Linked DNA regions of Homo sapiens: regions 1, 3 and 4 are each linked to region 2. Evidence: chromatin contacts called from ENCODE Hi-C or POLR2A ChIA-PET data. All regions are on one chromosome and are shown on one strand. Each heading gives the region's core, a stretch centred on a gene start or an enhancer-like site at or near the end of the contact. The rest is flanking DNA. Distances are from core to core; before and after follow the strand shown. Region 1 holds the start of DCAF12 (DDB1 and CUL4 associated factor 12). Region 2 holds the start of NFX1 (nuclear transcription factor, X-box binding 1). Region 3 holds the start of RIGI (RNA sensor RIG-I). Region 4 holds the start of UBAP1 (ubiquitin associated protein 1).

What was found. Hi-C counts contacts between places; a loop is a spot of excess contacts on that map. ChIA-PET counts read pairs that join two places held with the same protein, here RNA polymerase II (POLR2A). Pooled maps may share reads with other maps.
Region 1: a loop to region 2 is called in a map of CD8-positive, alpha-beta T cell, with 7 times the contacts of the local background. The contact joins the promoter of DCAF12 here to the promoter of NFX1 in region 2. A Hi-C loop is called at or near these places in 1 of 168 maps with a recorded cell type or tissue (CD8-positive, alpha-beta T cell) and 9 of 50 pooled maps. POLR2A ChIA-PET finds 5 or more read pairs at or near these places in 1 of 52 experiments (Panc1).
Region 3: a pooled map shows a loop between it and region 2 (7-fold over the local background). The contact joins the promoter of RIGI here to the promoter of NFX1 in region 2. A Hi-C loop is called at or near these places in 5 of 50 pooled maps.
Region 4: a pooled map shows a loop between it and region 2 (13-fold over the local background). The contact joins the promoter of UBAP1 here to the promoter of NFX1 in region 2. A Hi-C loop is called at or near these places in 9 of 50 pooled maps. POLR2A ChIA-PET finds 5 or more read pairs at or near these places in 3 of 52 experiments (WTC11, activated CD4-positive, alpha-beta T cell and activated CD4-positive, alpha-beta memory T cell).

The regions. Positions count from the first base shown.
Region 1 is chr9:34,125,423-34,128,122 of GRCh38, forward strand. It overlaps DCAF12 (DDB1 and CUL4 associated factor 12), which reads right to left and starts at 1,276. Exons shown (of 9, transcript NM_015397.4): 1 at 932-1,276. The coding sequence starts at 1,009. RefSeq lists an enhancer at 825-1,526 and a silencer at 961-1,010.
Region 2 is chr9:33,288,968-33,291,809 of GRCh38, forward strand. NFX1 (nuclear transcription factor, X-box binding 1) reads left to right here and starts at 1,549. Exons shown (of 24, transcript NM_002504.6): 1 at 1,549-1,630. The coding sequence starts at 1,606. It also overlaps the pseudogene LOC100862682. RefSeq lists enhancers at 1-439, 1,145-1,564, 1,575-1,624, 1,594-2,793, 1,775-1,824.
Region 3 is chr9:32,524,557-32,527,462 of GRCh38, forward strand. It overlaps RIGI (RNA sensor RIG-I), which reads right to left and starts at 1,640. Exons shown (of 18, transcript NM_014314.4): 1 at 1,505-1,640. The coding sequence starts at 1,610. RefSeq lists an enhancer at 1,541-1,790.
Region 4 is chr9:34,177,600-34,180,446 of GRCh38, forward strand. It overlaps UBAP1 (ubiquitin associated protein 1), which reads left to right and starts at 1,444. Exons shown (of 7, transcript NM_016525.5): 1 at 1,444-1,641. RefSeq lists enhancers at 493-1,451, 1,257-1,686, 1,452-2,408, 2,409-2,847.

The DNA.
Region 1 (2,700 bases), core at 26-2,525, 840 kb after region 2:
TCCAGAAAGTCGTTTAACTCTTCCAACATTAAAAAGATGTTGCTCACAGTCAAACTTACCAATGTGAATTACAAGGGCTGAAAGTCAAGGGAATGAATGCAGAATAGAACAGACTAAAAGGTTTACTAGACATTTTAGGAGTGAAAGATTGAAGGAAATGAGAGGTAGAGTGATTCCCATACCGACATGGGCTGCATCTCTACCCAGCCCCCTTCTCCCTCTCAGTCTGTACTCCCACTGGAGCACGGAAGATACAGTCCAAGGAGCCAGACCTGGCTCCCAGGTCTTCCAGGGATGCATCATCAATGACCGTTCCTCTGTCATCATGCCCGCGCTCCAGGCAGTTGCAGAATTCGAAAAATCAACCGCCAACGGGGTAGTAGGCCCCCGGGAAATCAGAGGCCATATCTATGTCCAAGAAGGCCTTCCCCTCCAAAGGGGGCGGCATAGAGATGATACCTGGGAACTGTTGTTTCTTTTGGGGTCCAAACGCCGAAAGGCCCAGCTCAGGGTTGGGTATACATATAGGGAGACTACTTCCTTCTTCCAGGAGGGACGCAATCATCCCAGCTTCCTAGGGCCCATGGAAGGTAGAGTTCACTCTACCAGAGTTTGTTTCCGATTCCCTTAACTTCGGTTTCCCCTTCCTCCAAAGCCAAGATTCTGGTTTCTTTTCAAGCCCTATCCACGAATGCAGGCCTCCCGCGGATTATGTCCCATTCCTGAGTTCCCCTTTGGCTCCTCACCGCCCTGGCCTATCTGCCCTCCAGTTAACGAGGGTCCAGTCCTGACCCTATAGGCCCTGAACCCATTCCTGTTTTGCCTCTGACTGCAGACCCTGGACCCCGATTCCCGTCGCAGGATCTGCGGACCCTAAGCCCATCTTGGTTCCTCAGCCTCACCACCCAGGTGCCGGCCTCTCAACCCTCACCTGCGGGCCCTGAGCGTCGCTCCCAGCTCCCGGCGAGGCGGGCGCTTTCCGCTTCCTGCTAACTACTTTCCGGGCCATAGTGGGCAGCGCCGCCGCGGCCCCGCAGCCACATGGGGCGGGGGAAGCGAAGGATAGCAGGACGGCGGGTCATATACTGGGCCCCGGGGCCGCGCACCTTAGTGCGCCCGGCCCGGAAAATGGCCCGGACCCGGAGCGGCAGCAGAAAAAAGATAGGCGGAAAGAAAGGAAAGAGAGAGGAAGGACTTGAGCCGGGAAAGGGAAGGGGAAGCGAGAATGAGCGGCTTTCCGACGGCAGAGCCTGCAAGGACGGCGAGCGGCTAGAACCAAAACACCCCCTCCCCCTTGCTCGCGCGCCGTCACCCTTGCGCAGCCGCACTTCGGATAGCGTCGCCACGGAAACACCGCCGGAACGAGATGGGCGGGATCTAGGGGTTGGAAGATAGTTCTCTGGTGTTTCCCGGCCGCCGCCAGGCCATTTTCAACGGTTGTTTGGCTACTGCTGGATGGAAGTGGACGAGCTGGGGCCAAGGGAATCTGGCTTCTGGCCGCCGACCTCCGACCCCAGCCCGCCTATCCGCAGGCACCCGGAAGTGAGGACCACCAGTGCTGCTGGGGGAAGGAATCCTCCCTAGTGCAGGCCTTAACCCGGTTACCTCCCATCTGGCACCAAACGTTTCCCTGAATCTGTCACAAACCGTGCCCTGGCTCCAAGGGCTGGACAGGGGGGTGGGGGGGTGGGGGGCAGGAACCGCTCCCACCCTCGAGGTGAAGTCCAGTCAGGAAGTCAGGGCAGTGTGGCCAGACTTTCCCACCACTGAGAACCTGCCCAGCACAACCAACCCAGGCCGCCCTACGAGTCTCTGGCTACCCTCTTCCCACCGCTGGGTAGCCCTGAGGCTCCATTCTCCGCTCTGTCTCCTCCTGATCCTTTCTCCTGTCCGAAATGCTTCAGCCCCTCAGTCAGTTTCAGCTCCTCAGTCACCTTCCCCTTACGGTGCAACTTCACCATTCCCTTTAGATTTCCATGACCTGCCATCTAAACCACATGGTCTTTTGTGCTTTATGAAGTAGTCATCACGCTGTAAACTTATCTGTAGCTGCCTGCCTCACTCTTGGATTCAGGTTGCGTCTCCATTAGGGCAGGTCGGGAATTCTGAACTACAGGAAAGAGAGTGGTCATTTTTGGCTTGCCAGTCCAGTTAGAGCTGGCATTGGCCTCCAAACAAGGGGGCTTCATCAGGATCACCCTTGCCAACATTTTTGGAAGATCCTGAAGGAATATGACTGCCAGCCTTCGCTTTCCTCAAGCAAACAAACCCTCTGAGGAAGCAGGATGCTCTTGCTTGGGGCTGATTGGCCTCAGGCTGTGGTGCCCAGTTACCTGCTGGTCACTTCAGGCTTCAGGCCTCAGGCCTCATACCTCCAAGGAGCTCTGTTGGACCATCTCAAGTTCTGTCAACAAGGAGATTTGGATTTGTTTTCCAAGCCGAATCAAAGACCAGATTGAAGCAGGGTCTCCTGCCATCCCAAGTCGGCACTACCACTAACCCCTAATGTCTTGCGAAAGGCAGCTCCATCTTATTTGGTCAGGCCTGTCCCTTTAGAGATATGCACATAGTGAGTGGGTCAGGAGTGGGTCAGCTTTCTTTTTTGAGTCTGTTCTAATTCTGTCTTGCCCCGCAATGCTCTGGATGACCCAAGAGCCCCTGGGCAAGAGTCTGGAATCCTTTGAGAATCTCTAGGCTCAG
Region 2 (2,842 bases), core at 299-2,798:
CTGCTTGTTGTGGGGGTCAGTGCCACGGTCTGCTGGGGTCTTGGCACTGTCTTCCTGGCCGGGGCCTGGCACCTTAGCCCCCAGCCGGCCCGAGTGGGGGATATCGACACCCCCAGCTAAAGCACAAGCACCTTAGTCATCCCTCCTCTCCCCCTGCCTCCTGGCCTGCCACCCCACCCCAGCGTTTACCCCAAAGCACAATGCCCTGGTCACTTGGCAAGTGGCTGGGCCTGACGGAGGCCAAGGGGCAGACCGGGGCTCCAGCCAGACCCCCGAAAGGAAGCAGGTGCTCCCCCACTTCCAGGACTTAGTTGGGGCGGGGGGCCCAGCTCCTGGGCCTAGGGTCTTCTCACCCCCACCCCCTTGTCCTGGGTAGGCCCCTGCCTGCCCCTCTCTGCCTTTTCCTCGGGTGTCCCTCCTCGAGCCCCTGCGGCACTGGCTTGGGTGGCAGAGCCCACTTGTTTCAGGGACCCCAGGAGGTGGTGCCCCCTGGCTCCTGGGACTGTGTGTGGGTCTGGGGGGTGGGGGGGTGGGGAGAAGCGTCGGGCAGGGGGTGCAGGGGAGGAAACTCCTCACCAGGAAAGCCAAAGACAGGGTTGTGCCTTACCTCAGGAGCCACCCGTTCCCCCTTGCCCTGCCGTTCACCCTCCACCTTTCCCCCCGGGCGGCCTGCTGCTTTTTCCTTCTCTTCCTCCCCTGCCCTGCCCTGAGCTGCATGGTTCCCCTACCCTGGGAAGCCAGGAAGGAATCTGAATGGAGAATCACCAACCACCAAAGAAAAAAAGACTGCGGGGCCCTCCCCTGCCAACTCCCCTTCCCTGGCCGCCCACTCACCCACACCTCTTTCACGCAGGACAGGCTGCCCACCCTGTCCACGTGAAGTGCCAACGCCCTCCCCACCCTGGGCCGAGCCCCCACCCCTCCCTGGGCCCCCAAGTGAGATTGCACATTTAACTACTGTAAGGAGAGGAGCGGCGTTGGCAAATGTGAACCATGAGAATATCGGTGATACTGATGAGAATAAACGCCTTTGTAAAAAAAAAAAAAAAAAAAAAAGTCTGGAGCCAGGCGTGGTGGCTCGCCTGTAAGCCAAGCACTTTAGGAGGCCAAAGCGGCAGGATCGCTTGAGGCCAGGAGTTGGAGAGACTAGCCTGGGCAACATGGCGAAACCCGTCTCTACTAAAAATAGCTGCGCATGGTGGCTCCGCCTGTAGTTCCAGCTACCGGAAGGCTGAGGCGGGAGGATTAGAGACTGAAGCTATAGTGAGCCATGATCAGACCACTGCACTCAAGCCTGGGTAAGGCAGCAAGACCCTATATCAAAAAATAAAAAAAGGAAAACCACAATGATTACGCAAGTCGCCGCCCTCCCTCCTGCGATTGTTGCTATTTCCATCCAGCTACTAGTCTCCTCCTCCCGCCCGACACCTGGCGCGTCTATCTGACGTCACGAACGCGCCACACAGATTCGGGCTGCGCAACCTCTGTGGCCGTCTACACGGCGCGCAGATGCGAATATTCTCGCGGCGCCGGAAGTCCGGGGCACGTGACCTGGTGACAGTGCTGACTTGGCTGTACAGCTCGATCTAGGTTCTGCGGCACGGGATGGCGGAGGCGCCTCCTGTCTCAGGTATTGTCCCGGCCCGAGCGGGACTGGGCCCCTTTCAGGGAGCGGAAATTGGGTCAGTGACGAAGTTCTAGGGCCTCAGCCACTCATATCGCGAGAGTAGCACATGCTAGGGCGTAGGATAGTGGCTCGGAAGGGCCAAGCCCCGCGCATCGTGCGTACGAAGATCTGTGTCTTCTTGGACTAGATGGTGAAGCCCAGTAGCTGGGTTTCGGAGGAGAGAGGACTTGTCCCGGCGCTGCGAGTCGATGTGGGTGCCCTGCCTTCCCACAGGCTGTTTCTGGGGCAGCGGCGCACTGACCTTCGACAGGCGGGCGTCGGCCAGGTCACAGCCAGTGACGGTGGCGGGCTCTTGACGTGTAGGGTGTGGTGTGCTCATACCGCCTGGAGTGGTGGCGTGGGCGCGAGCCGAATTCCAGTAGTTTAGAGTCTCAGCCTGCTGCGAACCCCGTGTGACTCAGTCTCAGTCTCCTCATCTGTCAGTTGGGAGTAGATAAGTTAATTCCTGTGATGGCTCCCGCCCTGTACTGTACCTATTCTGTAATTGTTCACTCACTCCCCCTCCTGGAGTTGCCTCAGTGTGTAGAGACAGCCTCATTTGTTCGTTGATATAACATCCATTTCCTCAGGGTGTTCCATAGATCAGTGTTTTCCAAATGTGTTGGACAGCAACCAAAAGAAACATTTTGCATCGCGACCTTAAATATTGTACACTTACATAAATATAAAAGCGAACCAGAAGTTTCTGGAAGCAGTGAGGTTGGTTGGTTTGTTTTACAATCAGCAATATATTCTGTTTTCTGTTTCGTTTAAAAATATGTCACAGCCCACTGCCTTCATTTGATTTTATGGCCCACTCTGGAAAACAGGGCAGCAGTTTGCAGAATGGAGTTTGGAAACCATTGGTTTGAATCTCAGCTCTGTCCCTGACCAGCCGTTGGGGCACCAAGAAGACCATATATGTATTTGTATACTGGGTGGCAGGTAAAATGTATTTATTACTATGGTTCTTAGTTTAAAAAGTTAGGGCCGGGCGTGGTGGCTCACGCCTGTAATCCTAGCACTTTGGGAGGCCGAGGTGGACGGATCACGAGGTCAGGAGATCGAGACCATCCTGGCTAACACGGTGAAACCCCGTCTCTACTAAAAATACAAAAAATTAGCTGGGCATGGTGGCACGCGCCTGTAGTCCCAGCTACTCCGGAGGCTGAGGCA
Region 3 (2,906 bases), core at 390-2,889, 760 kb before region 2:
TTCCCAGGCCCCCTCTCATCGACTTTTTTTTGTTTTTCGGTTTTTTTTTTTTTTTTTTTTTTTTTTTTGGAGACAAGAGTCTCACGATGTCACCCAGGCTGAGTGCAGTGGTGCGATCTCACCATAACCTCTGCCTCCCTGGTTCAAGCGATTTTCATTCCTCAGCCTCCTGAGTAGCTGGGACTACAGGAGTGCACCACTACGCCTGGCTAATTTTGTATTTTTCGGTAGAGACGGGGTTTCACCATATTGGCCAAGCTGGTCTCGAACTCCTGACCTTGTGATCCACCCGCCTAGGCCTCCCAAAGTGCTGGCTGCAGGGAGCCGAAGGCCCTTGGGATGTGACCAACTCAGCATTCCGCTGGAGGCTATATGATCAAACAGCAAACTGTTTATCATGAATGCAGCACCTGGGCAAACTCACACTGCCTTGCCACCAAATGGTTTGCTGAGCGCCTCACTCCCTGGCGCCAGGCTCCTTGAAATTATTTATTGAGAAATCTAGCACCTATTGTTCAAAGAATGCAGTCTTGCAAGCCTGCTGTGAATCAAGCAGCCAGCCAACAAGCACCTCCCCTTCTCGCTATCTCTTTTGCCTAATAAGAAGGGCTGTGTAAAGCTCAGGGCCCTTGTCCACTAGAGGCAAGGTGCCCCCTGACCCCTTCTTCCAGATATACTCTTTTGTCTCTTGTCTTTTATTCCCGCGTTCGCCCCTCTTTGTTCAGTCCCCTAGGTCCGTGCGGGTTACATAGTGGCACCCCGAACAGCAACAGCATCGGGTGCTCTACAGCTGGGATTACAGCGTGAGGGACCACGCCCGGCCTCATCGATATCTTTTAAGTACCACCTCCTTTCACCTCTTTCCCAGAAGCCTCTGCTCATCTCCAGCACAAAGTAATTCGATACAAATTTACAAAATGGTCATTACCCAGGATCACCTGTCTCCGAAGTTAGATGGAAACACCTGTATTAAAGCCTAAAGCTATTCGGTCTGGAAAAGTCCGGCTCCTCTCCAGCTTCCACTTCTTTAGGCGTGCAAATAAGATTCGGCAGAGTAAGCATCAACTTCCTTTAAGCTCAGACCGCACTTTGTGCTCAGTACTGTAATTATCTGCCCTTTGTGTCCCATCCCTTGGACTGTAATGTATACTAAGGAAGAGCCCTTATCTTATTTCTCAATCTCTGTCAGTACCCAGCCAAGCACACAGTAGACTTTAATATTAGTGAAAATAAATGAAACAAAATTTCTTCCCCAGCTTTGAACCTAAATAGATGAGCACCCTTAAGCAAGTCACTTCACCTCGCTGGAACTCAGTTTCCCCACCTAGGCCTCCGAGGGCTCCTCAAACTCTGGCAACCTCTAGCCTAAAATGCTGCGGAGATCTTACCACAAACCTGGGGAGTCTGGCAGGCTCTCTGCATTGATTAAAAGAAGGGAACGAAGCAAGAGAAAAACAAGTCCTCAATTGTTTTCCGCCGAGAAGGCGCCGCTGGAGACACTCACCCTCCCTAAACCAGGGGGCCATGTAGCTCAGGATGTAGGTAGGGTCCAGGGTCTTCCGGATATAATCCTGGAAGGCTTGCAGGCTGCGTCGCTGCTCGGTGGTCATGCCGGCCTCTGCTTGCAGCTAGCTACGTTCCCCGCAGGCTGTGCCTCACTAGCTTTAAAGCCGGGTAGGAGGAGGGCGTGGCGAGCGGGGAAAGCAGGGATTTTCCGAGGAAATGAGGCCGGACGCGAGGCGGAGCTGCATAGGAACTTTAATAACTAAAGGGAAAATCGAAAGTGCAACTAGCGGCGGGCGGGGTTCGCGGAGGCTGTTTTGCCTCGGGCTAGTTTCGTTTCCCTCCGCACCGAGGAAGCCCGGGAACGGAGAGGACCCCTAGGAATTGCTTTTATTTTTATGATCTTATATTTTGTTTTGCTTTTATAGCGCTAACGTTTAGACACAGTAAAATGCACACAATCTGAGTGTGCAATTCGATGAGTTTTGTAAAGTGTACACCTGTGTACCCAGTTCTCCCACGTCGGCTGGGTGCCAGGGTAAGTCTATGTTTAGCTTTATAGGAAACCGCCACCTGTTGTCCAAAATGACTGATTACATCCAGTTTACATTCCCACCCGCAGTAGGAGAGCTCCAGTAGATAGACACATTGGTCAGCCTTTCTTTTTTTTTTTTAATTTTAACTTCCATCTTGGTCGGTGTGAAATGGTATATTATTGTGGTTTTAATTTTAATTTCCCATATAATTAATGGTGGGCACATTTGCATGTGCTTACTGGGTCATTCATATATCTTTTGTGAAGCATCTGCTCCAATCTTTTGCCTGACTTTGGAGTTTTTTGGTTTATGGATTTACAGGAGTTATTTATTCAGGATACAAAATTGTTAAATATATGTATTCGAAATATCTTCTTCCAGTCTGTGGCTTACCATTTCATTTTCTTAAAGGTGTCTTTTGAGGAGCAGACACTTATATTGATGCAATTTTCAGGTTTTTCTTCTGTTTGTTGTTTTTTGTGTCCTCTTTAATAAATCTTTGCCTACCCCAAGGTCATGAAAATATTGTTTCCTTTTAGATTTATATTTTTAGCCTTTACTTCTGGGTCTATTACTATCTCAAAATAATTTTGTTGTGGCGTGAGATGGGGGGTCCAGGTTCACTTTTTCCATATTTCTAATTGTTTCAGCACCGTTTGTTGAAAACTTTTCCTTTTGGCATTGGATAGCCTTGGGACCTTTGTAAAAAAACCAAGTCCATTGAATGTATATGTGTCTATTTCTGACTCTTGTTATATTCTACTTCCTACTACTTTGACAATACCATTGTCTCTAGGTTACTTTAGATTTCAACTAAGTCTCAAAATCAAGTACTACTAAGTTCTCCAAATTTGTTTTTCACTGTGA
Region 4 (2,847 bases), core at 194-2,693, 890 kb after region 2:
AAACTCCTGAGCTCAAGAGATCTGACCATCTTGGCCTCCCAAAGTGCTGGGATTACAGGCGTTAGCCATCGTGCCTAGTCATTTTATTTTATTTTATTTTATTGCGACAAGATCTTGCTCTGTCACCCATGTTTGGAGTACACCAGCACAATCCTGGCTCACTGTAGCCTCGACCTCTCAGGCTCAAGTGATCCTCCTATCTCAGCCTCCTGAATAGTTAGGACCACAGGCACATGCCACCACGCCCAGATAATTTGAGTTTTTGTAGAGACAAGGTCTCACTATGTTGCCCAGGCTCACCTAATTTTTACCAAACTTTTTGTAGAGACGGGGGTCTCATGTTGCTTAAATTGGTCTTGAACTCCTGGGCTCAAGAGTCATCTTATTCAATTAATAATTCTCTGTCTCCTAATTCCAGCAGACATAGAAAGACACAGAAGGCCAGCGCCATGGCTCACGCCTACAATCCCAGCAATTTGGGAGACTGAGGCTTGAGCCCAGAAGTTTACCACCAGCCTGGGCAACATGGTGAGACCCCGTCTCTCCATATATATATATAAAATAATAAAAATTATCCGGGCGTGTTGGCATGTGGCTATAGTCCAAGCTACTCAGAAGGCTGAGGTGGGAGGATCACTTGAGCCCGACAGGTGGAGGTTGCAGGGTTGCAGTGCGCCAACATCGCGCCACTGCACTCCAGCCTAGGCGACAGAGCGAGACCCTGTCTCAAAAAAACAAAAAACACCCCAAACAGAAACAACAACAACAACAAAAACCCCCACAGAAGGCAGTGAAGGCTTGGGATAGGATTACCTGGTTTAAACCCATAGAATGTCAGAATTGAAGGAAGACTTAGAGGTCACCTTTGTTTTTTTTTCTTTTGATACAGAGTCGCGTTCCGTTGCCCACCTGGAGTGCAGTGGCGCGATCACGGCTACCGCAGCCTCGACCTCCCGGGCTCAAGCGACCCTCCTGCCTCGGCCTCTCAAAGTGCTGGAGTTACAGGCGTGAGCCACTGCGCCCGGCCTAGAAGTCACCTTTCAACTTAGTCCTCTATACATGGGAAAAGTGAGGTCCAGAAAGGGTATGAGTTGTACCAGGTCGCTGACCCTGAACAGAAGCTAGATGTCTTAATTCCCAAATAGGACTCGCTGCTAACTCTTTGGGCATACCTTCGCGATTCAAGGCTCTTGGGTTTCCCGCTTTGGCCGCCTCGCCAAACCCAAGTCTTACACTCTTAGTGACCCCCTCCTTTCCTCCTTCCCCCTTAGGTCAGCAGGGTTTACTCATTCCAATTGCAATGCTCCATGTTGCCGGAGTAGCTCCTCGCTAGAAGAGAGATTAGTTATGTCACCGTCGGCTCCTCCCATTGGTCCGGGCGTGTGGAGCGCGGCGCCATGACGTCAGACGCCCAAATGAGTGGGGCGGTGAGGGGAAGGAGGAGGGAAGTAGGACTTCAACATGGCGGCTGCGGCACTGGCGGTGGCTACGGTGACGGCCTGGCCCGGAGCGGGCAGAGTTGGAGGTGGTGGCGTTCGCTCTCCCTAGGGGCTGTCGGGAGCTCAGCGGGGACCGAGCCTGGGAGGCCGGCCGGTGCCAGCACCTTTCGGCTTCTGAGACGGCGGCAGCAGCGGCATTCAGGTGAGGGGGGCCTCCCTCTGGGGGAGGGGGAAGAGGGGCGGAGTTGGGGGAGGGGGGCTGGTACTGGGAGACTGGGAAACGGGATGGGGGGCCGAGCGAGGTGAAGGGCGCCGGAGCTAGGAGGTGGGAGGGAAAAGTGGCCGGAGATCCGCGATTCGGGGAGGATTCTGGGAGAAGGGTCGGAGTGAGGGGACCGGAGTTGAAGGGGCGGAGGGGAAGTGGGATGCGGAAAAATGAGTTCGGATTAAGGAGACTAATACCCTACTGGAAGACAGGCATAGTAGACATCTATCGGGCTGGACTGAGAACTCGGTGGGAACTAGAGGATGTCAGGGAGGGGGACCCAGATTTTAGTAAAGAAGGTGAGTGGTGGGGAGTTGAGGGTGAGCTGGGGACGTGCGGTGTAGATTTAGTTCTCCCTGAGGCAATGAGATTGGGGAGAAAAGGTGGAGACTAGACCAGAGGTGAGTGATCTTTGGGGATATCTTTGGCCTTGTCTGGTCTTCTCCAGGTATGTTTATCCGCCTTTTTTGTTTCTTGGGTGGAGGCTTACCTATACAGTCCACCTGGGCCTCAGGAACCGCCCCAGTCTTTCTTGTGGAACGTCAGGTTCATTTATTTGAGCTATATCAGTGATCTTTGACCTTTGTTGCCAAATGTAATTGTTTCCAGACTAGCGTCTTAAAAGTATGGTTGGGCATAAAAATACGTTTTATGTTAAACTGAAAAAAAAATTGTTACTTTTAGTCACCATGCAGTGTTGCGAAACCAGATTTGGTAATTTAGTTAAGTATTACGTATATTCTGTTCTAACTTTACTCGTTAGTGCTTTGTCTCTTCAGTTATTAGCATTTGAGAATTTGAATAGATATGATGGATGTTTTCCTTTTTAATTTTGTCAGATTTGATGGTGGGAAAAACAAGATACTTAGTCTTTAGTGATATATAGTTCTTTCTAGTTAATGTCCCAACCTAAACTAAAAGTTTCCGTATTGGCCGGGCGCTGTGGCTCACGTCTGAAATCCCAGCACTTTGGGAGGCCGAGGCGGGCGGATCACGAGGTCAAGAGTTCAAGACCAGCCTGACCAACATGTTGAAACCCTTTCTCTACTAAAAAGCCAGCCGGGCGTGGTGGCAGGCGCCTGTAATCCCAGCTACTCGGGTGGCCGAGGCAGGAGAATGGCTTGAACCTGGGAGGCGGAGGTA